Linked DNA regions of Homo sapiens: all the other regions are linked to region 4. The links are chromatin loops, found by intact Hi-C in ENCODE. Cell type or tissue: K562. All regions are shown on one strand. Region 1 has its middle 15 kb from the start of FAM210B. Region 2 overlaps DOK5 (docking protein 5). Region 3 holds the start of LINC01716 (long intergenic non-protein coding RNA 1716). Region 4 holds the start of MC3R (melanocortin 3 receptor). Region 5 has its middle 210 kb from the start of DOK5.

The links. A loop is a pair of places that touch in the nucleus more often than their neighbours do. Peaks named below come from ENCODE experiments on the same cell type or tissue, not always from the same donor. Only the 100,000 strongest peaks of a DNase experiment are listed, where the experiment ranks them.
Region 1: it touches region 4 in a loop (7-fold over the local background); 25 of 110 quality-filtered maps call a loop at or near these places.
Region 2: a loop joins it to region 4, with 9 times the contacts of the local background. A loop is called at or near these places in 2 of 110 quality-filtered maps.
Region 3: a loop joins it to region 4, with 19 times the contacts of the local background. A loop is called at or near these places in 9 of 110 quality-filtered maps.
Region 5: a loop joins it to region 4, with 8 times the contacts of the local background. A loop is called at or near these places in 7 of 110 quality-filtered maps.

What each region holds. Positions count from the first base shown.
Region 1 is chr20:56,341,617-56,346,616 of GRCh38, reverse strand. No RefSeq gene overlaps it. Among named protein-coding and RNA genes, the nearest start is that of FAM210B, 15 kb to the left of the region's middle. RefSeq lists a silencer at 2,370-2,664. In K562, a CTCF peak has its summit at 2,571 (motif pointing right); a DNase peak (open chromatin) is centred at 2,566; H3K27me3 peaks cover 1,959 bases.
Region 2 is chr20:54,646,553-54,651,552 of GRCh38, reverse strand. DOK5 (docking protein 5) reads right to left here. Exons shown (of 8, transcript NM_018431.5): 8 at 384-1,138. The coding sequence ends at 1,074. Among named protein-coding and RNA genes, the nearest start is that of DOK5, 170 kb to the right of the region's middle. In K562, CTCF peaks have their summits at 1,919 (motif pointing left) and 4,534 (motif pointing right); DNase peaks (open chromatin) are centred at 1,912 and 4,492.
Region 3 is chr20:56,575,285-56,580,284 of GRCh38, reverse strand. It overlaps LINC01716 (long intergenic non-protein coding RNA 1716), which reads right to left and starts at 2,722. Exons shown (of 6, transcript NR_136537.1): 1 at 2,673-2,722; 2 at 2,335-2,543; 3 at 732-894; 4 at 1-84. In K562, a CTCF peak has its summit at 2,593 (motif pointing right); a DNase peak (open chromatin) is centred at 2,594; H3K27me3 peaks cover 1,919 bases.
Region 4 is chr20:56,247,031-56,252,030 of GRCh38, reverse strand. MC3R (melanocortin 3 receptor) reads right to left here and starts at 3,299. Exons shown (of 1, transcript NM_019888.3): 1 at 2,216-3,299. The coding sequence starts at 3,187. The coding sequence ends at 2,216. RefSeq lists a silencer at 3,829-3,898. In K562, CTCF peaks have their summits at 2,502 (motif pointing right) and 3,892 (motif pointing left); DNase peaks (open chromatin) are centred at 2,490 and 3,860; H3K27me3 peaks cover 703 bases.
Region 5 is chr20:54,678,369-54,683,368 of GRCh38, reverse strand. No RefSeq gene overlaps it. Among named protein-coding and RNA genes, the nearest start is that of DOK5, 210 kb to the right of the region's middle. In K562, a CTCF peak has its summit at 2,340 (motif pointing left); no DNase peak of the experiment used is centred here.

The DNA.
Region 1 (5,000 bases), 95 kb before region 4:
AGGGCTTGTAGCTGTTGTATCATTAGTTCGCTCCTCAAGTATTTATAGAGTCTGTTAATTTGCCCAGCGCTATGCCAGGCGCTGGGTGATGGGGTGGACAGCTTGGCCCTTGCTCTTATGGAGCTTAGAGTTGGGTGTGGGTGATGCACAACAAACTAACAGCCAAGTGAGGAAAGCATCATGAATTGTGGTGGCATTGGGTGATCAGAAAGGCCTCATCCAGAAGGATGCACTTGCTGTGTGCAGCGGGAGAAGGAGCGCACAGGGGTTGCAGTGGGAAGAGGCTGCCAAGAATGGGGATGGCATGGCGCATTTCCAAAGGAAGAAGAGAACTTGGCGTATTGGGAGGTGGGGGCAGCACTCTGGGAAGACCAGCGTGGCAATGATGCAAGAAGCATGAGACAGCTTGGAAAAACTGCCAGAAGCCTGATCTGCAGGGCCTCATGGCCATGTGGATTTCAGCCTAGCTGCAGGGGGTAACTGTTGAGGGGTTTTAATCAGGGGAATGACACAATCCAATGACGCTTGCTGGGTAGAGAATGAGTTGGAGGAGGCAACACAGGAAATGGGAGACCCATTGAGAGGGTTGTGCAGAATTCTGGGTGAGAGAGGATGTGACTTGGGCTCTAGTGGTGACAATGTTGATGGCCTGGAGGTGGGACGAGGAAAGGAGGACCCACGGAGGCCCTAGAGACTTCACGTCCGAGCACCCAGCTGGATGGTCAGGCATTTATGGGAATTGCTGCCATATGGAAGTAAATCAAGATTGTCCCTTTGGACAAGTTGTATTCCAGGGTTGGTGTGAGACATCAGCGGACGTGTCAGGAGGCAGCTAACAGGTGAGAACCCAGGGCTCCAATCTTCTCTAAAATCACATCCTAGTCAGCTCCTCAACACTGTGGGCCAATGCTCAGACACAGGGACATTGTAAGGTGATGTTGATTCTCAGATGACCAGGGAGTGGTGTATATCTGTGTGTGTGTGCATGTGTGTGTGTGTGTATGCCCTGTCTCCCATTTATCCTTCAGCAATTTGGAAGCATTGCTCAGCAACCTCCCTCAGTCAGCCTCACAAGGTTGCAAAGGGCAATACCTTGGAAAGCATCAGGTTTGATCACAAGGGTTGTGACCCAGGTCTGTGTTGGGGAGAGAGATGGCTTGGAGCTCTGGATTCCAGCTCGACCCCCACCACTCCCCAACAACTTACTGATTTCTGGGTGTGGCAAGTGAGTGATCTGAACTCCTTAGCCCCACTCAGCTTCTCCATGTTCTCTCTATAAGATGGGGACAAATACCCAGGGCCACCCTGCCAGCGTGGCAATGAGGAACGTCATGGAAGGGTGTTGGCGGGAGTGGTGGGACAGGTGGAGAAGAAACAAAGCCACTTGATTAGTTTAGTTTCTCCTTTTTAATAGATAACCAAGAAAAATGGCAGGAAGTGGGGAGAGATTTGGTCTGCCAATATGTATCCAAGAAGAAAACCTGGCATTTGAGTTCTGGTCCTCCTGCTTGCTTGCTAGTTGACCTTGGATTAATTACTTAATATCTCTGAGTTTATTTTCTTATCAGTGAAATGGAGGTAACACTGTTCTTGAATTTATGGGAATGCTTGACATTTAAAAACGTTCCAGCCGGGCACGGTGGCTCACGCCTGTAATCCTAGCACTTTGGGAGGCAGGCGGATCACTTGAGGTCAGGAGTTTGAGACCAGCCTGGCTAACATGGTGAAACTCCATCTCTATTACAAATACAAAAATTAGCCAGGAGCGGTGGTGCATGCCTGTAATCCCACCTATTGGGGAGGCTGAGGCAGGAGGACTGCTTGAACCTGGAAGCCGGAAGTTGCAGTGAGCTGAGATTGTGCCACTGCACTCCAGCCTGGGTGACAGGGCAAGACTCCGTCTCAAAAAAACAAAACAAACAAAAAACATTCCATACACGGAAGAGTCTTAGTGCTTGGGAGATAATAAGTGCATAGCCCATGTACCTGCTACCATTTACTATGATGACAGTGAAGACTACTATTTGTTATTATTGTTATTACATTACTATTATTACATTACTATTATGCAGAGGAGTTTCAGGCCTAATTAATAAGAAGAGCTGCACTTTCTATGCCAGGCTCTGAGTGCTTGGTGCAGATGGTCACACCCCTATTGGTGTTGGAATTATCACCATTTCGATTTTGCAGATGAAGGAACTGAGGCTTGGGGAAGTTAAGGGAGGATGGGGGCAAGGGTGGATTCCTGGGATTCTACCCGACGTGGGAGGCTTCCTGAGCCACGGCTGGCCTGGGAGCTGAGTTTCTTGCAGACCCGTGCCCGGTCATTCAAACGGTTCCCATCAGCATTTCCAGCACGCTCCGAGGCTGAGAGTTGCGCGCTCGTGCAGGAAGGCAATCTGGATCTGATGGTTGCAGGGGGCTGCAGAGCTCGGCCTCGGAAGCGGGCGTTAGGGGATCAGGGCTCCGCGGGCGTCCAGCTTGGAGGTGAGCGGGGGTCCTGGCGGGGCGAGGAGCGGGTCCCGGCACCGGATGACCTTGCACCAGGCGGCCTCGCCCACGAGGTGGCGCCGCAGGCTCTGCCAAGGCTCCGACCGCGCAAGGGGAGGCGCAGCCCAAGACTTCGAGGTTTCGCGGAGTCCCAAAGGCAGCTCCTCAAGACAGCCTCGGGCAACTGAGCCTCTAGACCCTCCGCAAGCCGCAATTGCCTTTTTTGGAAGCTTGTCGTAAATTCATCAGGCTTGGGCGCTGCAGAGCTAAACAGGCAACTGACATTAACTACTCTTCTATTTTCTTTTTTTCTTAATTTTTTCCATTACATCAAAATGAGTCCCCATTTATGCACTACGTACGACTTGACACAATATCTTCAAAGAGGAATATGGCAACACAGCAGGTAGTTTTACAGATGGGGAAACTGAGAGATTATGAGTGGAGTGGAACCAACATGGAACCCAAGGCTGTTTGGCTCCCAAACTGCCCTTTTTCTAAATCCTCAGGTTATTGAATAACCTCTCCCTACTCCTCCCGCAGATTCTTCCACCAGCTATTGGCAGGGGAAGGAAATAGGGGAAGTAGAGGGAGAGATTTTCTGAGAAGTGAAAAGTGATTTCTGGGTATGGCACAACAATTGCGTTCATGGCTGGGCATGGCTTTGGGATACATTGAGGAGGGAGATCATTCTGGGATCAGGAATGGCAAGCCCTCCCTTGCCCACGGGGCCAGATGGTCGTATAAATGAGTGAAGCAGCGAGGACAAGGCTTGTGCAGGAGAAACACACCCGTCTAAGGAAGGAAGCTGCTTCTGGGCTCTAGCACATGGATACCGCTGGCCATGTGGCCTAAGGTGGCCACATCCACTGATCTCTTAAGATAACTGTATGGTAGATTGCAAAAATGGCCACAAATTCTTTCCCTCCCATCCAGGGTGGAGTCTCTTTCTCCACCCCTTGAGTCTGGGCTGGCCTAACACTTGCTCTGGCTAATAGAATACAGCAGAAATGATGGCATGTGCGTTTGAGCCCAGCCCTCAAAATGTCTTGCACCCTTTGGCTTTTGTCTTTAGAAACTAGTCCACTGTAAGATGAGACCACGTACAGCATCTCAGCCGAGGACACCCTTGGCCAGCCTGCCTCATCTGATCTGGCAGCTGACTACAAACCCATGGACAAGCCCAGCTGAGATCAGCCAGGCTGGCCCTGGCCAGCAGAACCATCTGGCTGAGCCCAGCCCAAATTGCTGAATGACAAAAACAAGAGAGAGTAAATGGTTGGTTGTTACACAGAAAATGCTAACTGATCCAAGCTGAATATCTGGGTTTTAAGAATGTAAAATCTCCTGATTTTTAAATGTTGGCAGTGAGTTTAAAAAGAAAATCCACAGGTCAAACCAAATATTTCTGAATGCTGCATGGGGCCCTGGCAATCACCAGTTTGCAAACAATGCTATAAAGCGGGGGTGTCCAATCTTTTGGCTTCTCTGGGCCACGCTGGAAGAATTGTCATGGGCCATACATTAAATACACTAACACTAACAACAGCTGATGAGTTAAAAATAATCACAAGAAAACTCATAATGTTTTAAGAAAGTTTATGAATTTGTGTTGGGCTGCATTCAAAGCCCATGCAGCCCTCAGGCTGTGGGTTGGACAAGCTTGCTATAAAGTCTATAGAATGGAATGAATCTCGTTTGGCTGCTTGCAGCAATCTTGGCATATGTAAGTCTTAGTAAATGAATAAATACTAATAGAATGTGAGTGTATGGAATGATTTCTTACACCTTATACAAAAATTAATTCAAGATGCCAAAGTGCATCAGTGTATTTATGCTTTCCTCTTGAGATATGTACCAGTGGGTGAGTTCCTTTGTTCAAGATGATCTCTGGTCCTGTTTAAAAATAGAATCTTCTCCAGGTGTGGTAGCTCATGCCTGTAATCCTAGCAATTTGGGAGGCTGAGGCAGGTGGATCACTTGAGGTCAGAAGTTCGAGACCAGCCTGGGCAACATGGTGAAACCCCGTCTCTACTAAAAATACAAAAATTAGTCAGGCATGGTGGCAGGCACCTGTAATCCCAGCTACTCAGGAGGCTGAGGCAGGAGCATTGCTTGAACTGGAGAGGCAGAGGTTGCAGTGAACCAAGATCTCCCATTCTGTGGGTTACCTGTTCACCTGATAGTAGTTTCTTTTGCTGTGCAGAAGCTCTTTAGTTTAATTAGATCCCATTTGTCTATTTTGGCTTTTGTTGCCATTGCTTTTAGTGTTTTAGTCATGAAGTCCTTGCCCATGCCTATGTCCTGAATGGTATTGCCTAGGTTTTCTTCTAGGGTTTTTACGGTTTTAGGTCTAACAGTTAAGTCTTTAATCCATCTTGAATTAATTTTTGTATAAGGTGTAAGGAAGGGATCCAGTTTCAGCTTTCTGCATATGGCTAGCCAGTTTTCCCAGCACCATTTATTAAATAGGGAATCTTTTCCCCATTTCTTGTTTTTGTCAGGTTTGT
Region 2 (5,000 bases), 1.6 Mb after region 4:
TAACTTTAGGTGCTCACAAAATTCAACTCACATCCAGCACTGACCTTCTCTTTAGAAGTTCATGGCCACTGGGGGCCCATTTGGCAGGTGTCACTGTATGATATTTCCAACTTGATTTTCTTGTGGCACTCTTCTGGAATTAAGGTCTTTGGCAACAAAGACTGTCTTTTGATTTCTACATCCCTGAACTCCAGTACAGTGCCGGAAACTCATAGATGCTCAATACAGACCACATTAATGAATGAGTGAGCAAATGCGTGAATGGTTGGATTCATATTAGACACAACACACAATACACTCACAGCTCACATGCAAAATGTCCACACACCCTTCAGAAATACCTAGGATAGAGAAAAACATGTTGCCAGAATCCAAAGAACATATGGGTGAAGAATGATCTTTTATTTTCAAATGTTTTATGAAGAGACTCCGAACAAAATAAAGGCTTTCAAAAAGGGGGGTAAAGGGGTGAGGAAAGCATGTGAGAGAAACTGTAACCCTGTAAACAACACTAACGGGTTCTTTGAACAAATAGTTTTGAACAGAACAGATAAGAGTGAGTCGAAGCACTGATTTAACTAATTGGTGATATAATCAAATATAATTTCCAGTAGTTAATCAGAACCACAGTAATAATAACTGAGGAATAGGGTGTAAACAAATAACAAATAATTAAAAGCCATTTTATTGTCAATACTGACTGTCATACAACTGAAACACTTGGAAGGAAAATCACAAGAATCCACAAAAGGACAGATTCAGAGAAGTGCAAGGGACAAAGTATCTACAATAGAAAATCATTTCGTGACATTGACTTCTTTCTGTCCAGCTGTAAAAGAGGGAACACAGAGTCAATATCTATAGAGCACGTTTCAATTACACTAAGAATTTAAAAAAGAAAAAGAAAATAAAGAAAATTATTGTATTGCAGAGTTTTCCAATGACCACACAATTAGCCAGGACTTTAAGCTTCTTCTCTTGGTCGTCATTTCCCTTGCTGTCATTCTGTGACCTCCTGGGTGAATCTGTGGCTGACACATCACAAGTGTGTTAACAATTCTTGGCAGTTACTGTCAGTGCTCAGATCTGTAGGCTGGAAAAGTCTCTGTTCGATGAAGCTTCAGAGGGCTGGAAACATCTTTTCCAAAAAGAATTTAAAATCAACAGTTACATTTCAAGAAAGCCCACAATCAAATTAGGTGGCAACAACTTTCTCTATAACAGAAATAAGTAAATGTACTTAAGGCAGAATTTTTTCCAAAGGCCTCTCAGGATGATATGTAAATGAGTCACAGAGATTGCATGATTTACGTATCATTTGCATGTGGCCTTTGGGCTGAGCCATGGTCAGTCCATTAGCAATTATTTTCTTCCTTAATTTTTCATCTGCATCAATCCCCATATCCAGGGTATTCAGGAGAAATGAGATAGAAACAGAACTATGGAAACTTTTAGCTAGAATATTCTGGAAACCTGAGCAGCAATAAGGCAGTCTTATGCTTATACTTTGGTAATCTTGTAAATGTTAAGGAGAACTTCCTAAAATTCATTTAGCCTTTATTATTTCAGGTTTAGATTTCAGACCAAACAGAGTTTAAAAAGTCAAGAAGGCAACACACAAGATCCCTATTAGCCCCCTTTGTGACATATTAATAATATAAGGGTTGTCAAGCATTTTCTAGAAAGAGCCAGACACTAAATATTTTAGGTTTTGCAGACCATATGGTCTCATTGCGACTACTGAGCCCTGCTGCCTGTAGCACAAAAGCAGCCACAGTTAATATGTAATGAATGTCGTCCTAATAATGCTTTATTAATGAAAATAGTCAGCAGGCTGGATCTGGCTCACAAGCCATTGTTTGCCAATCCCTGTAGATAATGCGTCCCTGATTTAACAAAAACTAGAGGTTCTACTGCCACCTGCTGGCCAACGGTTACCGCAAGCAAAGAAATGTACACGGCTAGGTGAAGATCTCAGGACTCACCGCAAAGCCTTTGGAACAAACTTCCGCAGCCTTGGTGAGTAAATGTGTGGATCAAGCAGGCACAAGAAACAGGATTGCAGCCAGTGGAGCATGTCCGCCCCACCCACACACATTCAAAACAATGTTGTTTTTATTTTATTTTATTTTATTTGTATGTATTTTTTTTCGCCCCGGCTGCAGTGCAGTGGCGTGATCTCAGCTCACTGCAGCCTCAACCTCTTGAGCTCAGGTGATCCTCCCACCTCAGCCTCCCAAGTAACTGGGACCACAGGTGTGTGCCACCACACGTGACTAATTCTTGGATTTTTTGTAGGGAGGGGGTCTCGCCTACATCCACCAGCCATGTGGCCTGGAGTAAGACCTTAACCTCCAAAGGTCTCTGTTTCTTCAGTCATTGAAATGGAGACCATAGTCCCACTCTCACCAACTCCCATGGTTGTCAGGAGAACCCCATAAGGCTACATGGAAGACGCCTGGTTCAGTGACACAACTGTTTAGTGCCACTCTTTGATTTCCTCAAATTATCTTAGGTCCGATCTATGATATAGGTGCCTAGTTTTTCTTGTTTTTGTTTTGAAACAGTGATGCTATCTTCCAAGGCAATTCCCACAGAAGAGTTCGGAAAACACTGGAGCAATGAAGCACCTTGGCCTAAGGGTAAAGATTGCTGAGATGATAACTTTGAGAAGGAGGTGAGAGAGTTAGAGGAACATTGTACTGAGGCCAGACACTCCGGTGCTCATGTGCAACGGCCTTGGGGCTAGTCTCCCACTTCCTCTCCTGTTCTCTTGCAATCCCTTGAATGAAAATATCGATTAAATCTGACACTGCCATGCTGAGGACCCTCTAATGCTTCCCCTCACACTTAGAATAAGCAAGTCTTGATTACCTGTATTCACCACCCCGGCTGTCTCTTTATGTCCCTTAGGCACCAGCCACACTGGCTCCTTCCTGATCTTTGAATGCCCGCAGCTCATTTCTGACTCAGGGCCTTTGCATTTGCTGACCTCTCTATGGAGAATGCCTTCCCCTGGCTCTCGGTATGGCTGCCTCTTTTAGACTTAAGGTCTTGGGGTGTTGCAGGGGCTTCCACTGACTACCCCATCTCAAGAAGTCCCTTTGTCAGCATCTTCTCAAAACCAACAGCTCTGCCTCACTTTCTTTATCATAAAAACTTTCTTTTCCACTGTTCCATATACCAAATCTGAAATTAACTATGTCTGCTTGATTATGGATTGTGACTCTCCATTAGATTATAAGCTCCGAGAGGGAAGGAATATCCCTGCCTAGGAGTCCCAGGTATGTCTGTCATCTAGCACAGCGCTTGGCCTAAACTAGATGCTCAATAAACGTTTACTGAGTAAACAAAGAATGGATGGATGGAAGAATGAGAGAGAAAAACCTTAAAATCTTTGTTACTTACTAGATAGGTAGTCTTGGACCCATTAATAACCCTTCAAATTCTCAGTTTCCTAACAGCAAATGAGAATAAAATACCCTTTCGGGCAGCTGTTTTGGGATCTAAATGAGATCATGTATGTTAGGTCCCAGCGGAAAGCTGGTACACAGTAGGTCCTCAGAAAGAGTAGCTTTTAGAAAGACCCCATTGAATATGGCTTGTCTCCCTCGTAATGATGAAATCTGAGATTTCAGCACTGCACTGGTGGCACGTGAATGCTTATTCATATAACAAGAAGGAAAAGAAGTTTCATGTCCAAATAGATGTGCAGAGCTTTGGTTTAAACAAGTTTAATCAGGTTTTTCATTGCAGGGCATCTCAGAGCCCTGAAATTATTGATTTGTTTTCTGACTCTCCATGAGAACTTAACATGTAGCATTTCCCCCAGACGCGTTTGACCACAGTAACCTTTCTTAGGGGAAAGGTGCTGTCTACCAGAGTTAGCTTTCCAAGGAACATAATTTGGGAAATGCTACTGATGTAACTGCTGTTATTTTATCCAATGCATTCCTAAAAGAATCCAGTGAATAGTATTCAACATAAACTTGTTGATTGCTTCTGTAAGTTTCTTCCATAGTTTTTTTGTTTTTTTTTTTTTTAACTGAGACAGAGTTTCACTCTTGTTGCCCAGGCAGGAGTGCAGTGGCATGATCATGGCTCACTGCAACCTCTGCCTCCTGGGTTCAAGCGATTCTCCCACCTCAGCTTTCCGAGTAGCTGGAATTACAGGCGCCCGCCACCATGCCCAGCTAATTTTTGTATTTTTAGTAGAGGTGGGGTTTCACCATGTTGGCCAAGCTTGTCTTGAACTCGAGATCTCAGGAGATCCACCCAACTCGGCCTCCCAAAGTGCTGTGATTACAGGTGTGAGCCACCACGCCCAGACAGTTTTCATTATAAACCTACTTCCAATGTTGATTTTGTATCTGCATAATCATAGAAGAGAATTTCTATGAAAATTTTAAAACGACGTGGGAGAAGCAGTGAAGGTAGATTAGGTATGTCTTGTGTGGCACGTGTCAAAACCAGCCACCTCCCTTTCCCCACCAAAAACTGTAGTAAAATGATAATTCCCAAATCAACCAGCAGGGGGCTCTCGAAGACTACATTTGAAGAAAATGACCATTATTCTCAAACCAATTTGTTAAATTCCTCCTTAAGGGTCTGTATGATTTCCAACCTTAACCTCCAGATTTGCCAGAAAAAAAAAAAAAAAGCCTGAAATTCATCAATGTAGGTGAATTGGCCAGAGGAATTACAACCCATAATCATCAGCAAAACAAGAAGAAATTAAAGGCTCTGTAACTTCATCATATGGCACACCCCAGGCCCCCAAGTCATTAACTTTTCCCAATCCTATTTCCTTTTTCTAAGGGGTATGAAAAGTAGGGGAGAGGGAAGGTAGGTAGTATAGGTAGAAGAATAAAACTTTTTTTTTAAATGTACTTGTTTAAATAGCCACTTTTGATAAGCAAGATAATTTTAGGTACTCTGTGAACATCTTTTAAATCTTCAATACTTATTATTTATTTTATTGTCTATTAAAAAGCATAACT
Region 3 (5,000 bases), 330 kb before region 4:
AATTAAATGGTGGTTTTGCCAGCAACCTTCAGGGCTGGGGTATTTCCAGCAAGGGATGCCCCGACTCCTCTTCCCACGGGTGTACTGTGGACGGAGAAGACACAGCCCAGGTGCAGTCAGGTCTCTTCCCCTCACACTGGAGCCACTGGGCCTTCCCTCCTCCATTTCTACAGCAGAGAAGGGTGGGAGCAGCTGTGGGATGGGGGTGGCCACCCCAAATAACTGCAGTGATAACAATAATATAAATGAAACAAAATTAGGCGAGGCTGTGTTCAAAGTGAGAAGGAAAAGACCCTTATTTGGGCCCTAACCGTGCCAAGGTTCTGAAGCAGGAGCTTCGGCTGCTTGAATAAACCCTGTGGGTGCCCAGTGCCCACTGTCCTGAATCCTTCATTTCCCTTGCCAAAAAGCAATGCATGAGGGTCGTTGGTTCTCTCTAGAACACAGAGAAGTAAACTCTGAAGACGGCCCTCCTAAAGATCTGTCCTTTCTTACACCCTTTATTAACCCTCCTGAGAAGCTCAAATGTTCTTGTAATGCCACACGGGACCAGCTGTGAGCGCAGGGTCTGGAGGCCAGTGGAGACAGGGCAAGTCCTCACCCACCCCTCCCAGCCTTGCGCATGTCACGTCACCTCCCTGAGCCTCAGAGTCCTCATTTGCAAAATGGAAATAAACCTCCCTGCAAGGCTGCTGGGATGATGAAATGAGGTAAGGTTATAAAATACATACCTCTGTGGTCACACTATGAAAATGAGCACTTTGGTCAGAAGAAGCTCTTTGGACAGATGGCCACGACCTCAGACACACAGTTCCCCAGTAGGGAGCAGCTACTGAAAATTGCTGAGTGACCCTGGGCCGGGCCCCACCTCTTTCAGGATCTCAGCTTCCTCTCCTGTAAAGCAAAAAATTGCTGGGCGAGAGCTCCACTAAATTCCTGAAATTCTGTACACCTGGGACATGACCTGGAGCACACAGCCCCGCTCACAGGCTCTCTGGATGCCTGTTCATCAGCAGGAAGAAGGAGCTGGGCTTCCAAAGCACCATGGCTTCTGTCCTCACTGGCCGTTTCTGCATCTCATTCTGGGGTGCCTGCCTGGCACCTCCGGCCCTAACACTGTCCAGCCTTCCGCTGGAGCTAGAGCCTTGGGCTCACTGCTGACCTGGGGAGTGGAAGTCCTGCATTTTGAACAGAGCCTTGAGAATTCTTGCTTTCTTTCTTTTATTATTATTATTTTTTTGAGACGGGGTTTCGCTGTTGTTGCCCAGGCTGGAGTACAATGGCACAATCTCAGCTCACCACAACCTCCGCCTCCCGGGTTCAAGTGATTCTCCTGCCACAGCCTCCCAAGTAGCTGGGACTACAGGCATGCACCACTATGCCCAGCTAATTTTGTGTTTTTAGTAGACACGGGGCTTCTCCATGTTGGTCAGGCTGGTCTCAAACTCCCGACCGGTGATCCGCCTGCCTTGGCCTCCCAGAGTGCTGGGATTACAGGTGTGAGCCACTGTGCCTGGCCCGAGAAATCTTGCTTTCTACCTGCTTTTCTCTGAGCCTCAGTTTCTTCCTCCCTAAGATAAGGTGGTTAGACATTTACTTATTATAATTTTTTTTTTTTAATAGAAATGGAGGTCTCACCATGATGCCCAGACTGGTCTCAAACTCCTGGCCTCAAGCAATCCTCTCCCAAAGTGCTGGGATTACAAGTGTGAGCCACTGTACCCAGCCCCTATTTTTTTTGTTTGTTTGTTTGTTTGAAACGGAGTCTCACTCTGTCACCCAGGCTGGAGTGCAGTGGTGCGATCTCGGCTCACTGCAATCTCTGCCTCCCGGGTTCAAGCAATTCTCCTGCCTCAGCCTCTTGAGTAGCTGGGACTTCAGGCACACGCCGCCACACTCAGCTAATTTTTTTTTTTTTTTTTTTAGAGATGGGGTTTCACCATATTGCCCAGGCTGGTCTCAAACTCCTGAGCTCAGGCAACCTGCCCGCCTCGGCCTCCCAAAATGCTGGAATTACAGGCTTGAGCCACTGCGCCTGGCCTTTTATTTATTATTTTTTTGAGACAGAGTCTCACTCTGTCGCCAGGCTGGAGTGCAGTGGTGCGATCTCAGCTCACTACAACCTCCACCTCCTGGGTTCATGCCATTTTCCTGCCTCAGCCTCCCAAGTAGCTAGGATTACAGGTGCCCGCCACCATGCCTGGCTAATTTTTTGTATTTTTAGTAGAGACGGGGTTTCACCGTGTTAGCCAGGATGGTCTCGATCTCCTGACCTCGTGATCCGCCTGCCTCGGCCTCCCAAAGTGCTGGGATTACAGGCGTGAGCCACTGCACCTGGCTGACAGCTGCCATTTCTTACTGGGTCTTCACTGTGAGAGATGAGTGTGTTGCTGTCCCCATGAGTCGGATACAGAACCTGAATCCTCTTTGGTCATATGGCTGGGAGTGCAGGAACCGGGACTTGAACTCAGGCCTATAGACCCTGAACTTTGGTGGGAGGAGAGACCTGGGTCCAAATCCTGTCTCCACAAGTACACGGAGCCCTGGGAAAGCAAGATGGGAGATGTGCAGTCCTTAGGTTTGGCCACATGATGGCAAGCTGACCCCAGGCATGTGTTCCTAGGCCTTGCCATCAAAGAGGCACAAATGTGTGTTGACTCCCCAGCCCATACCTTATTTTCTCTCTCCAGTCCTGAATCTGGTTTTGCAGGGATTGCAATGATCTTTAAAATAAAATAAAATAAAATAAAATAAGATCAGGGATTATGTTAAAGTCTCTCGGGACTTCTCATCATATTGAGAATAAAATCAACAAATCCAGGTAAGACCTGGCCCCTGCACACCCTTCCTCCTCCACGTTCTTCCATCCTGCAGGCAGCCTGCCTGCTCCGGGACAACTGTGGGTGAGCAATGGCTCAGCTGGCTCAACTGATAAATTTGGAGGTTGGGCCCTGGGTGGTCCAGGGATTCTCCCATCCTGCCATCCTATAGTTCCATGATTTGGAGACTGAGAGTCTTGTGTATGCTGATAAAATTAACCGCTCCAGGCCAATAACATGAAACTTGAAGCTCTGGTTTGAGAGTGATTTCATTCGTTCATTCATTTATTCATCAAAGTCTTTTTTTTTTTTTTTGAGACTGAGTTTTGCTCTTGTCGCCCAGGCTGGAGTGCAATGGCGTGATCTTGGCTCACTGCAACCTCCGTCTCCTGGGTCCAAGCAATTCTCCTGCCTCAGCCTCCCAAGTAGCTGGGACTACAGGCATGCCCCACCATGCCCAGCTAATTTTTTTTTTTTTTTTGAGACGGAGTTTTGCTCTTGTTGCCCAGGCTGGAGTGCAATGGCGCAATCTCGGCTTACTGCAACCTCCGCCTCCCAGGTTCAAGCGATTTTCCTGCCTCAGCCTCCTGAGTAGCTGGGACTACAGGCATGTGCCACTACGCCTGGCTAATTTTGTATTTTTAGTGGAGATGGGATTTCTCCATGTTAGTCAGGCTGGTCTCGAACTCCTGACCTCAGGTGATCTGCCCACCTCAGCCTCCTAAAGTGTTGGGATTACAGGCGTGAGCCACCCCGCCTGGCCTAATTTTTGCATTTTTAGTAGAGATGGGGTTTCACTATGTTGGCCAGGCTGGTCTTGAACTCCTGACCTCAGGTGATTCACCTGCCTAGGCCTCCCAAAGTTCTGGGATTACAGGCGTGAGCCACCACGCCCAGCCATTTATTCATCAAATATTGATCTATCTCCTCCTCTGTGCCCAGCACTTGGGATACCATTAATAGTGGTGCAGAAAGATGTCAAGAGGAGGTCACAGCCACACTCCAGCTCCAGCCGTGTCCTCAGGCCACCCCAAATAACTGTAGTGATAACAATAACATAAATGAAACAAAATTAGGCAAGGCTGTGTTCAAACTTCAGGAGATGGGTTATGATTTAATTTTTGAAAGGCAGAAGCCAATTCTGTAATCTATCATTGGAATAACTGACCACTCATAGAAGAAGGAGGAGGAAGAAGGAGGAGTAGGAGGAGGAGGAGGGCAAGGGGAAGGGGCAGGGGAAGAGGAAGGGAGGAAGAGGACGACGCCAGGTGTGAGCCACCACCCAGCACTTTGAGAGGCTGAGGTGGGTGGATCACTTGAGGTCTGGGGGTGGCACTGGAGGTGGGAGAGGCAGGGAGGGGCTGGCTGGGAAGGGCTGTGTAAACCAAGTTAAGGAGGTTAGCTTCACCTGAAGAGCAATAGGGAGCGTGAAATGGTTTTAAGCAAGGGACTGGCTTGATTTGATTTTTATTCTAGAAAGATCTCAATGGCAGCAGCGTGAAAAATGGGGGCTGTCGATCACTTAGGAGGCTGTCACAGTGTCCAGGCAGGAGCTGATGGTGGCCTGGCCTAGGGTGGCAATGTGAGGATGGAAAAAGTGAGGTCTGAGGAGGGGAGGGTTTAGGGAGGAGGAGGAGGGAATCAAGCTTGGCAGCCAGGCACCAGGTGGAAGGGTGGCACCAGTGCCGGCTCCAAGGGAGACTGGGAGCAAACCAATGTGGAAGGCCCTGGACAGTCTGATTTAGGAAACACTAAGTGTGGAATGCCCAAGAGACAGAACAGGGGTATCCAGCAGGCCACGGACATGTGAGTTGACAGCAAGACCAGAGATGCAATATGGGAGTCTCAGCTTCTAGATTATGTTAAAAACCTTGGCCATGGATGAGACCATCCCATGAGAGTCTAGCTAGAGGGGGACCCAGGGCTTAGCCATGCAGAAAGCCAACATTCAGAGAACAGAAAGAGGAAAAGTTGGAAATGAAGACTGAGAAGAGATGGCCAGGGAGGAGGTGGGAAAGCCATGAGCGTGTTCCAGGAGAGGAGGGAGGAGAGCGCCCTGGGTCCGAGGAAGGAGGCAGGAGGATCAGAGGGAGGAGGCAGGAGGGTCAGAGGGAGGAGGCGGGAAAGCCATGAGCGTGCCCCAGGAGGGGAAGCAGGGGAGCACCCTGGGTCAGCTGCGTC
Region 4 (5,000 bases):
CGTCCCCGAGGAGCTTGTCGGAGTTAGAAATGCAGACTCTTAGTCCCTACCTTGGACCTGCCGAATCAGATTCTGCACTTGCACAGGATCCCAGGTGATGCTCGTGGGCCTTCCAGTTTGGAAGTGCCCCTGCAAGCTAAAACATACAGGGAGGAGAGGGGGACTAGTTTTGATGATGAAAACCTGCTGGCAGCAGCATATTGGTGCAAAAGGACATCAGCCCCAGGATGCAGAATATACCATGACCCTAACTAGGTGGGTGCTCCTGGACAACCATATCACCCCTCCAAGGCTAAATTTCTTCATTTGTAAAATGACTCACCTATTTTAGAGGTTTGCTAATGGGATAAAATGAAATAGTGTGAAAACTGATATAAGAGTGAAAAGTAAGTTATTTTTATCTTGTTTACATAGAAAAAAGACATAATCCCTATAGCTATTCATATCACTTTCAAGTAATTAGATTCCCCATTCTCTACATTTACCCACTGAGCGGCCATGGAAAGTCCTGTAATTTAGTGTCTTGATTAAAATAATGGAGAACGACAGTGGCCCGGGAACCACAAACCTGGTATTTTTGGAAACTAAATGGGAGAGTTTTGTAGTTTGGCTAAAAGGCATTGCCCTAGAAAAGACTAGCACTGTGATCAATGGAGCTGTTTATGCCACTTACAAAGTCATCACTGAATTGCAGTGAAACATACCATGGCCGTGTGCAGGAGTCACCAGAATGATTCCAGGGTGTATTTCAATGTAACACACGTTTAGCAGCCATAAAAGCTTTTTATTATTTCCAAACATCATAACCAAAGCAAGAAAGGAATGGTTTTGCTTATATTAGCAGAAAATCTTCAAGTATTAAAGAACCCCAGTATATGCTAGTGCAAGATAAACACACAATTGCACCCCAAGACACAGCTTAATATAAGAATTTGTGACAGGGGGAGATATGGGGACAGCCAGAAAGCACAAATTGAAGTTATCTTGGGCAGAAAAGGATCTGACAATGCGAGCACTAGTCAGCCAGTCTCACCCTTTGCTCCCAGGAATGAATTCCTGTACTTGATAGGATATAGACATTGATAACAGGGTCACTCAACTTTAACACAATGCCAAGCAAAAAGGGAAAAGAACAAAAAAACTTTCTCTTTCATAGATAATATTGAAGAAGTCCTGTGATAGAGATGCAATTACTATAAGCAAAAACAAGGGCTCCCAAGAAAGTCACACAGTGGTTCTACGGTTTCTCAAACTATCTTAAGCTACAGTAAAGCAATTTCTTGTGATACACACACACACACACACACACACACACACACACACACACGTATATACATGTACCCCAACCCATGATTTCCTTTCTTGTTTTAAAGGCTAAAAGTAAATGATAGAAAAAAAGAAGTTATTTTAAAAAGATTAATCTATACCTTAAAATAGCAAGGTATCAAAATACACGTACACAAGTATATTCTGATTGTCCAAAGCACTTTCTCTCTTTCGTTAGAGTTTTGAAGGTTGTCTTAGATTTAATCCATAAAAACAAAACAACAACACACACCAACACAACAACAGAAAAATAGAAGTGGGTTACATCCTCATGCTACCTTTGGGGGTGGGGACAACTGAAGGGATATGGGGGTAAGAAAAGGGGAAAACGGCATAGCATTGCTCCTTTCACAAAGAGACAATTGTCTAACTGTAAATAGAATAATAGAGTAGAACTCAGTCTCCTACGGAGTTATAAGTGCAAAGCTATCTCTCCGTGTAGCTGGCAGCAGGAGGTCGTAGCTGTAACAGGTTTGCTTGCAAGAGATCTGAACCACCCTTATTGTTCATGAGAATCCTTCAGTCTGGTCTGGCCTGGAGCATGAAGACGTGGGTGTGGAGCAGATGAGCAGACAGGCGTCGCACACCCTGGGTGTTTGGAAATGAGTGCAGAGAGCATGCAGAGAAGCCTTCGCTGATTTCTCCCAGTGACTATTTGGGAAATCAGAGTTTGTGACTTACCCATCTTGGAATCCTTTCAGAGAATCTGTTGTTCACCAATTTTCCCCTTTAAAAGGCTTTGTAAACTTAAAAACAAACGACAAGTACAATCATGGCTGTTAACACATTTTTATATTTTCTAAGTATATATATTTTTCTTTCTAAACACCTCACGTGGATGGAAAGTCAAAAGTGACCCGACTGATGATCATTTCCATGGCCCTGCATCCTATCCCAAGTTCATGCCGTTGCAGCCACAGAGAATCTCCCTAAAGGTGTTGCGCAATTCCAGGCTCCGGAAAGCGTAGATGAGTGGGTCGATGACGGAGTTGCACATGATGAGGACCAGGTAGGTGTTGAAGTGGGCAGTGTAGCAGATGCAGTAGGGGTTGGTGGGGCAGGTGATGATGAGGACCAGGTGGAGGAAGAAGGGGGCCCAGCAGAAGATGAACACGCCCAGGAGAATGGTGATGGTGACTGCCCCCTTCATGCATGAGTGTTGCTGTGGGGCCACCCCGTCGGCAGGTGGCAGTGCTGCTATGCGCTTGACGTGCAGCCGCGCAAAGAGGAACATGTGCACGTAGAGGGTGCCCATGAGGAGCATCATGGCGAAGAACATGGTGATGAGGCACACAATGACCATTTTGCTCTCCGAGTAGACGATGAACACCACGCCACAGACGCCGCAGCAGACCCAGATGGCCACGATCAAGGTGAGGGCCTTCCTCACGGTCATGATGCTGTGGTAGCGGAGCGCGTAAAAGATGGTGACGTACCTGTCGACGGCGATGGCCAGGAGGTTGCAGATGGAGGCCACCAGGGAGATGCAGATCATGGAGTCGAAGATGTTGTCCATGTGCTGGATAAACTGGTCCTCGAAGGTCAGGTAGTCGCTGTGGACGATGGCGATCATGATGGTCTCCAGGGCATTGGACACACTTACCAGCATGTCGGCCACCGCCAGGCTGCAGAGAAAGAAGTACATCGGGGAGTGCAGGTTGCCGTTCCTGACCACGGCCAGGATAACCAGGATGTTTTCCAGCAGACTGACGATGCCCAGAGACAGGAAAACCTCGGGCTTGATGAAGACCTGCTCACAGAAGGCGCTGCTGCTCTGGTTGCTGAAGAAAGGGGCTTGGAGGTGCTCCGAGCCATTAGGCAGTGTTGGCTGAACAGAGGGCAGGCAGCACGAAGCATTCATTGCTGTCAGAAGGGCTGATCCGAGCTGGGGCTCCAGCAGGGTCCGTAGGAAGCTGCTGCTGCTCACAGGAAAGACAAAATCTCCCTCCAGATACGTCTTTTGGATGCTCATTCAATCTGGCCTTAGAGTTTATTCTCCTCTAGAATAAAAGGATGGGGAGGGTAGAGAGACAGATAGTGAGAGAGGGTGGAGGAAGAGACAGAGAGAGAGAGAGACATACACACAGAGAGAAAGAGCGAAGGGGGAAGAGAGAGAGAGAGGGAGAGTAGCTAGTTAGTAGCTAGCATGCAAGTTTGTAGCTTGGAGACATAGGGAGAACTTTGCTGTTCCAGGAGGAGCAGTTTTTATCTTGTTTACATAGAAAAAATACACCATAGGGTCTCTTACCAGCTGTCTTCCTTCTGTCTCCCTCTCACCCCTCTGTTTGTCTCTCCTCACTTCCCCACCTGGGAACAGAAAACCTGCCACCGGCTGCTACAGTTACAGCTCTTTTCATGGCAAGACAGGGGATGTGTTACTTGTCGCTAGAAGTGAAGGGAGAACACTCAGGTTTTTCATATTGGCCAAGGGCAAACAACTCCTACTTAATCTTCAGCGCAGCAGAATGACCACTGAGCATCGGGCACCTCTCTGACTGACAGCAGGTACCTGGCCCTGAGGATTCTGCAGGGAGATTAAGAAGCAGACTAGTGCCCTCTGCAGGCCGCACGGCTGTCTGCTTGCTGGCTTGGCTTAGCCCTTTGTGTTTGTCATGGAAACTGCCACAGGCATCCACTCATCTGTTCATTTGTTTGTTTATTTGTTAGTTCATTCATTTGTTGTTGTTGTTTAGCAAACATTTATTGAGCGCCTACTATGTGTCAGGTCTCTGCTGAGTGCAGGAAATACAGTGGTGAGCAAGACAACAGCCACTATCTCAGGCTTCCCCGAACTCAGAGTCTGGGGTGGAAGAAGAGGAATCAATAAATGCTTGAATCAGGAAAGTCCAGGAAACCAGGGATGCAAAGAGGAAGAGCCCTAACCCGGACTGTCAAAGTTCCTGGAGGAAGGAGCACCTATGCTTTGACTTCAAGGAGGAAGAGGTCATATCCAGTTTGGGGTGGGTGGTGGGGTGGGGGCTGGAGCTGGAGGAGGTAGAAGAGGACTCCAGGCAGAGGGAATCACACGTCTGCAGCCTGGAGGCAGAGAGCACCCTGGCCATAGAAGTCATCACAGATTGTGGATGTGGAGATCCCATTTGACCCGCGGAGTCAGAATCACCCAGGTGTAAGACCTGAACAAGTGTGTTTGCAATTTTTGACAGGTGAGCTGGGGCATAGTCACAGTTGAGCTCCACTGAAAAAGAATCTTGGGCTTTTGAAAGTGCTGAAAGTAGTCTGCTCTGGTCAGAGCATGGAAATAGGAGACACAATCTGAGAAATGAGGCTGCACAGTTTCTTAAAAAGTTGAGAGGTGCCTGAATCCTGAAGGACAGCCTCAGCCAGATGTGAGAATTTGGACAGTACCTTGACAGCAATGGGGACTGTGGAAGAAACATAGGTAGGGCAGGAATGAGATGGGGTCTGCATTTTAGAAATATTCCTGGTTGCAGGGTGGAGAATGAATTAGACAGACTGAGCATGTAGGCCAGGGAGTCCGGGGCAGAGGGTGTTGCAAAGACCCAGGGTGAGATGATGGTGGCCTGGAGCAAGGGAGTGGCCATGGGGACTTGGAAGACTTGGAGGGTGGTCAGAGAGATTCAGAAGGTTGGATAATGCAGCTTCAGAACTGATGGGTTATGGGATCATGGGAGAGGGAGCAGTCAGAAACACCT
Region 5 (5,000 bases), 1.6 Mb after region 4:
GGAAAGACCACACCTGAGCCTTGTAGCTGAACCCAAGCTCATGCCCTGAAAGTAAAATCATGGGTAACATCGCAGTCCAGAACAGACAGCTCAGAGAGCCAGCCGCTTTGGCAAACAGCCCTTTCAGTACAGCCTGTTTGGGAAGTTCTAGATGCCAGATTATTACCAAGCAGGCCAGTGAGATCCTCAGACCTGCAGGTATGTGGTACCCAGTGAGCAGGGGTCAGTGGGGCCTCCCCGCTAGCTGGCTGCACACTCCTTTGTACTGGGGAATGCATCCCTGGTTTTCAGTCTTGGCATTTCTTGCTAGGAAGGTCAGCTGAAACCTCCAGAAGCTAGACCCACTAATAACAAACACAGAGGCACAAGTTGAGCAATAAACTTGACCAGCTGATTGCAGACAAGGAGTCTTATGGGCAAGGTGCACATCAAAATTACAGTCAGGAGGCAATAGTTGAAGCTTATGGGCAGAATGCGACAGAGTGGAGGATGCCCATGCCACCTGGGCCCGCCCTGTGACTGCCCAGCAGAACCCCCTGGGACAAAGAACGGTGCCACCTCTCTCCAGCCAGATGCTAGAGGCAGGTCTCCTGGTCTGTATCTTTCGCTCGCTCTCCCCATTCTTCTACCCCTCCCCACCCCAGCAGGGTCCAGGTCTGCTCAAAGAAGGGGGTTTTGGTGCAGATATGCAGACAAGAAGCAGGCTTGCCTGGATTTTTTTTTTCCAGTGGGAGCTCCAGCAGGCTTGGAAATAGCTGGTCCCTAGCATCACCTTTCCATTCAATAGCAAAGCAGTGGAGGAGAGAGGGAGAGAGATGGAGAGACACTGGTCTGTGAGGAGCCAATGGCGAAGGGCAAGAAATGCTCCACAAACGAAGAACACAGTATTTATTCCCACTGGGGGAAGAGAAGCAGGTTCTGAATATACACAAATAAGAACCAGAATTGGGTAAAGCAGTGAAAAGTAGGAGGAAGAAAATAGAATTGGGGCTAGGAGGAGGATCTCAGCCCCCCAGTGCCTTGTGCAGGAGAGAAATGAAGCACAGGTCAGCACATGTGAGCGGTATACACGAAGCAGATCACTTTAACACTCATTCCTGACATCAAAGGGGATGGAGCGAGTCCTGCTGCACACTTTGCACTTGCTGGCCTCAGACCAAGCACTTCTCAGGCAGTTCCTCACCCCCGGCACAGGAGCTGGCGCCCATCATCCTTCCCACGTCAAAGAAGAGGGCACAAAGTCAGAGCCAGCCAGGGACAAGCTGAGCTGAAGAGGCAGAAGAAAGATCTGCCTGTTTTCCAGAAGAGCCGCACCCATCTCTTGCCTTTTCAAGTGCCTTTCCCCTGCCCCCTGAACTTATTCTCCTTCTTTGCACAGCTCCTGCCCAACCTCTTCCTTCATGCTGAGAAGGATGACGGTGAGAAAAAAACATATGGTGCCCAGAACAGTCCTATTTCTCTTTCTCAAGAGAAAAGCTGCAGGGGAAACAGGGGACAGGCTTATCCAGCTTCCTTCCAGAAGGGGCCAGACCAGTGCCTGTGTAAGCAAGAAGAAAAAAAAAAAAAAGGAAGGAGAAAACAAAAAGAAAATAATTTCTGCAAAGAAATTTGGACCGTTAGAACTGTTACTTGCTGTGAGGGCTGGCAATGCCCTCCTAAGGAACTGTCTGGATTCAATGCTGTGTTTTTGGAGTGGAAAAAAATCTACATGGGGTCAAAGAAATAAATGACAATTTTAAACTCTGCCTGCTGACTGTCCCTCCTTCTGCGGCCACAGCTGGTCACAGCTCTGGCTTTTGTCCCCTGCTGACTGGCCTCTGACAAATCCAATGCCCATTCACCTCTGGCTGGGTGCTCTTGGGCTGAGCTTCTGAAAACTTATCTGTTTAAAATAGTTCCATATTCTATTTGTTATAAACAGGTTTTCTGCAGCAGGTCTTCTGTTGAAATCCATATGCCTTGAGAAGCTGGAATATGGAAGAGGAAGCTCATTTTTTTTCTCCTCACTCTCAGCATAGTTCTCTGACCACCTATTAACTCATGCTTCTTTTCAGCGATGCTTCCAGAGACAATCCTTAGAATAATACAGATGTTCTCCTTGTATACAGTTTGCCTAGCAACCGCAGCAGACATAAACATTACGGGCTTGGCGTGGCACAAACTGAAGTAAGTGCCATAAGATAAATAGGAAAGGAAAAGTGTGTAAGCTGTTTTTATTTTATTAGCTTTAATAAACCTAGGCTTAGGCGGGGATCAGACAATCCAGCCAGCATCATTAAACAAAGAAAGTTGCTCATTTTTTTGCGCCTTTTTTTTTTCCAAATGAGAACATCGCCACCTGGCGGGAAATGTCTTCACCAGCAATTTCTGAAACAACGCAAAAGACAAAATTAAACCCAAACCTGACCACAGAGGTTAGCTGCCGGCAGCGAGAACGAACTCCAGACAATAGAAGGAGGTCAGGTTTCAAATTACTCGCTGACCTTTTAGAGTCCCTTATATATATCTGGTTCCCAGGAGATCAATCTCCTACAAACTCTTTGTTCTACTACAACGCTTGTCTTTCCTAGATATGGTCTTCCAGAAACACCTGTTCTAGCTGCTACTTACTCCTATTTTACCTATTATTTAATGGCTCGTACACTACCCACCTTCTTGAGTTCATCAAAACCCCCACATCTGTTTGCTTTCTCCCTCCTGTGACGTTCTAATACTCCGTGCATGCCAAAAGATGGACAATCAATAATCAATCAATCGATAATGATCAATAATAATTAATAGGAAAAAGATTTCCCAGTATCTGTTGCATAGGCAAAGGGAGATTAAAAAACAATCTGCTCATTGCTCCTGAGCTATTGGAATTTTCTCCTTAACTAAGGTATGAGCTCCTGGAGCTCTTAAATGTCTATGCCAAGGTCTCAAGCCAGAAGCCACAGCGACAATCCGGCCTGGAGATAGGTGTGGTTTTGACGTGCACACTGTAAAAACAAAACAATATCCATTGTTTCAAAATCAGATTTCACATAAAAATGTGGATTATCACAATTTCTTTTCTTTGTTTTTAATTTTTAGAGACGGTCTTGTTATGTTGCTCAGGCTGATCTTGAACTCCTGGGCTCAAGTGATCCTCCTGCTTCAGCCTCCCAAGTAGCTCGGATTATAGGCATGTGCCGGCAACCCCACCTCAGGATTTCTATAATTTCTAAAAACTCTTAATACCTGCCAAAGCTGACTCCACAGGGAGCAGACTTGTTCCCATTTTTCCACAGTCCCCAGCATATTCTGTTGTCTCATTAATGCTGAGTCTGAATTTCAGTTGTTGCTCTGAGCTTTTTCTTACATTTGAGAAATATGTTTTATATCTATGTCTCTACTGAAAGTAGGAAATAGTGGCCGGGCGCGGTGGCTCACGCCTGTAATCCCAGCACTTTGGGAGGCTGAGGCGGGCGGTTCACGAGGTCAGGAGATCAAGACCATCCTAGCTAACATGGTGAAACCCCGTCTCTACTAAAAATACAAAAAAAAAAAAAAAATTAGCTGGGCGTGGTGGCGGGCCCCTGTAGTCCCAGCTACTCGGGAGGCTGAGGCAGGAGAATGGCGTGAACCCAGGAGGCGGAGCTTGCAGTGAGCCAAGATGGCACCACTGCACTCCAGCCTGGGCGACTCTGTCTCAAAAAAAAAGAAAAGAAAAGAAAAAGGAAGTAGGAAATAGTAATAGCCCAAACAGAGCATATATTCAAAAAAATGATGGCAGAAAGCCTATTTCTTGGGAATCATATCCATATAATACACACACATACAATGCACTTTATTTCTTTGTGTTAACGCCTCTGTGAGCATTTGAATTCCCAAGCCCTGGTTTGCAGTAAGAAGCTCTATACCTCCCACAAGAGTTTTGTTCAAAATGCTTTCCCTGCCCAGCCCAGGCCTCTGCTCCTTCCTCGCTTTGCCTATGCAACAGACACTGGAAACTCTTTTTCTTATTTATTCATTGATTGTTATTGATTATTATTGAGGATTGATTGTACAGATGGGGTCTCGCTTTGTTGCCCAGGCTGATTTCAAACTCCTGGCTTAAGTGATCCTCCCATCTCAGCTTCCCAAAGTGTTGGGAATGCAGGTGTGAGCCACAACCATTTTTATCTTGTCTATTCATTTATGTATTATATAAATTAATTCTCAGTAAGAATTAGCTATTGTTAAAACTCCAAGGATGCAGCTACATCGCACTTTTCCATCGCTCCTGCTTGGAATGTTCTTCAAGATTGCACATGAGCTAGGTGCGGTGGCTCATGCCTGTAACCCCAACACTTTGGGAGGTCCAGGCAGAAGGATTACTTGAACCCAGGAGGTCAAGGCTGCAGTGATCTACGATCATGCCACTGCACTCCAGCCTGGGTGACAAAGCCAGACCCTGTCTCAAAGAAAAAAGATTTTATATGACACCCTCTTTCCCCAACACATAAAAACACTCCTCCTCCATGTTCTACCATTTGACTATAACTTTTTCATGAAACTTATTACTGTCAGATATTTCTTTTCTTATTTTAAAAATCATTCCGTGTTTCATTTTAAAACCATCAGTTATTTCTATTTGATTATTTGTTTATCATCTGTCTCACTGGAGTGAAGATATCCACAAGAATAGGAAATTCCTGGTACTTTGCAGACTTCAATAAATATTTCTCAATAAATGAATCTAGGAATCTTTTTTTTTTATTATTTCACACTAGAGAAGACAAGGAAAGGAGACAACTCATTCCTGCATAATTCACAGAGAGAACTTAGTATCCCACACCTGAGGTCATTCTGACAATACCAGTTTGCTATGACTGCAGCAGTGAGAGAAACATCCTTACTCAAATTTCAGTTGCTGCCCACCTGTCTGTGCTTACTGACACTGCAGCAGAGCTGTGCTTCTGCTTGCCTTCTCTATGAAGGTGTGTGCAGCTGCAGTATACATCAATGTCTTCATCAGCTCACTATGCACTGGAGAACCA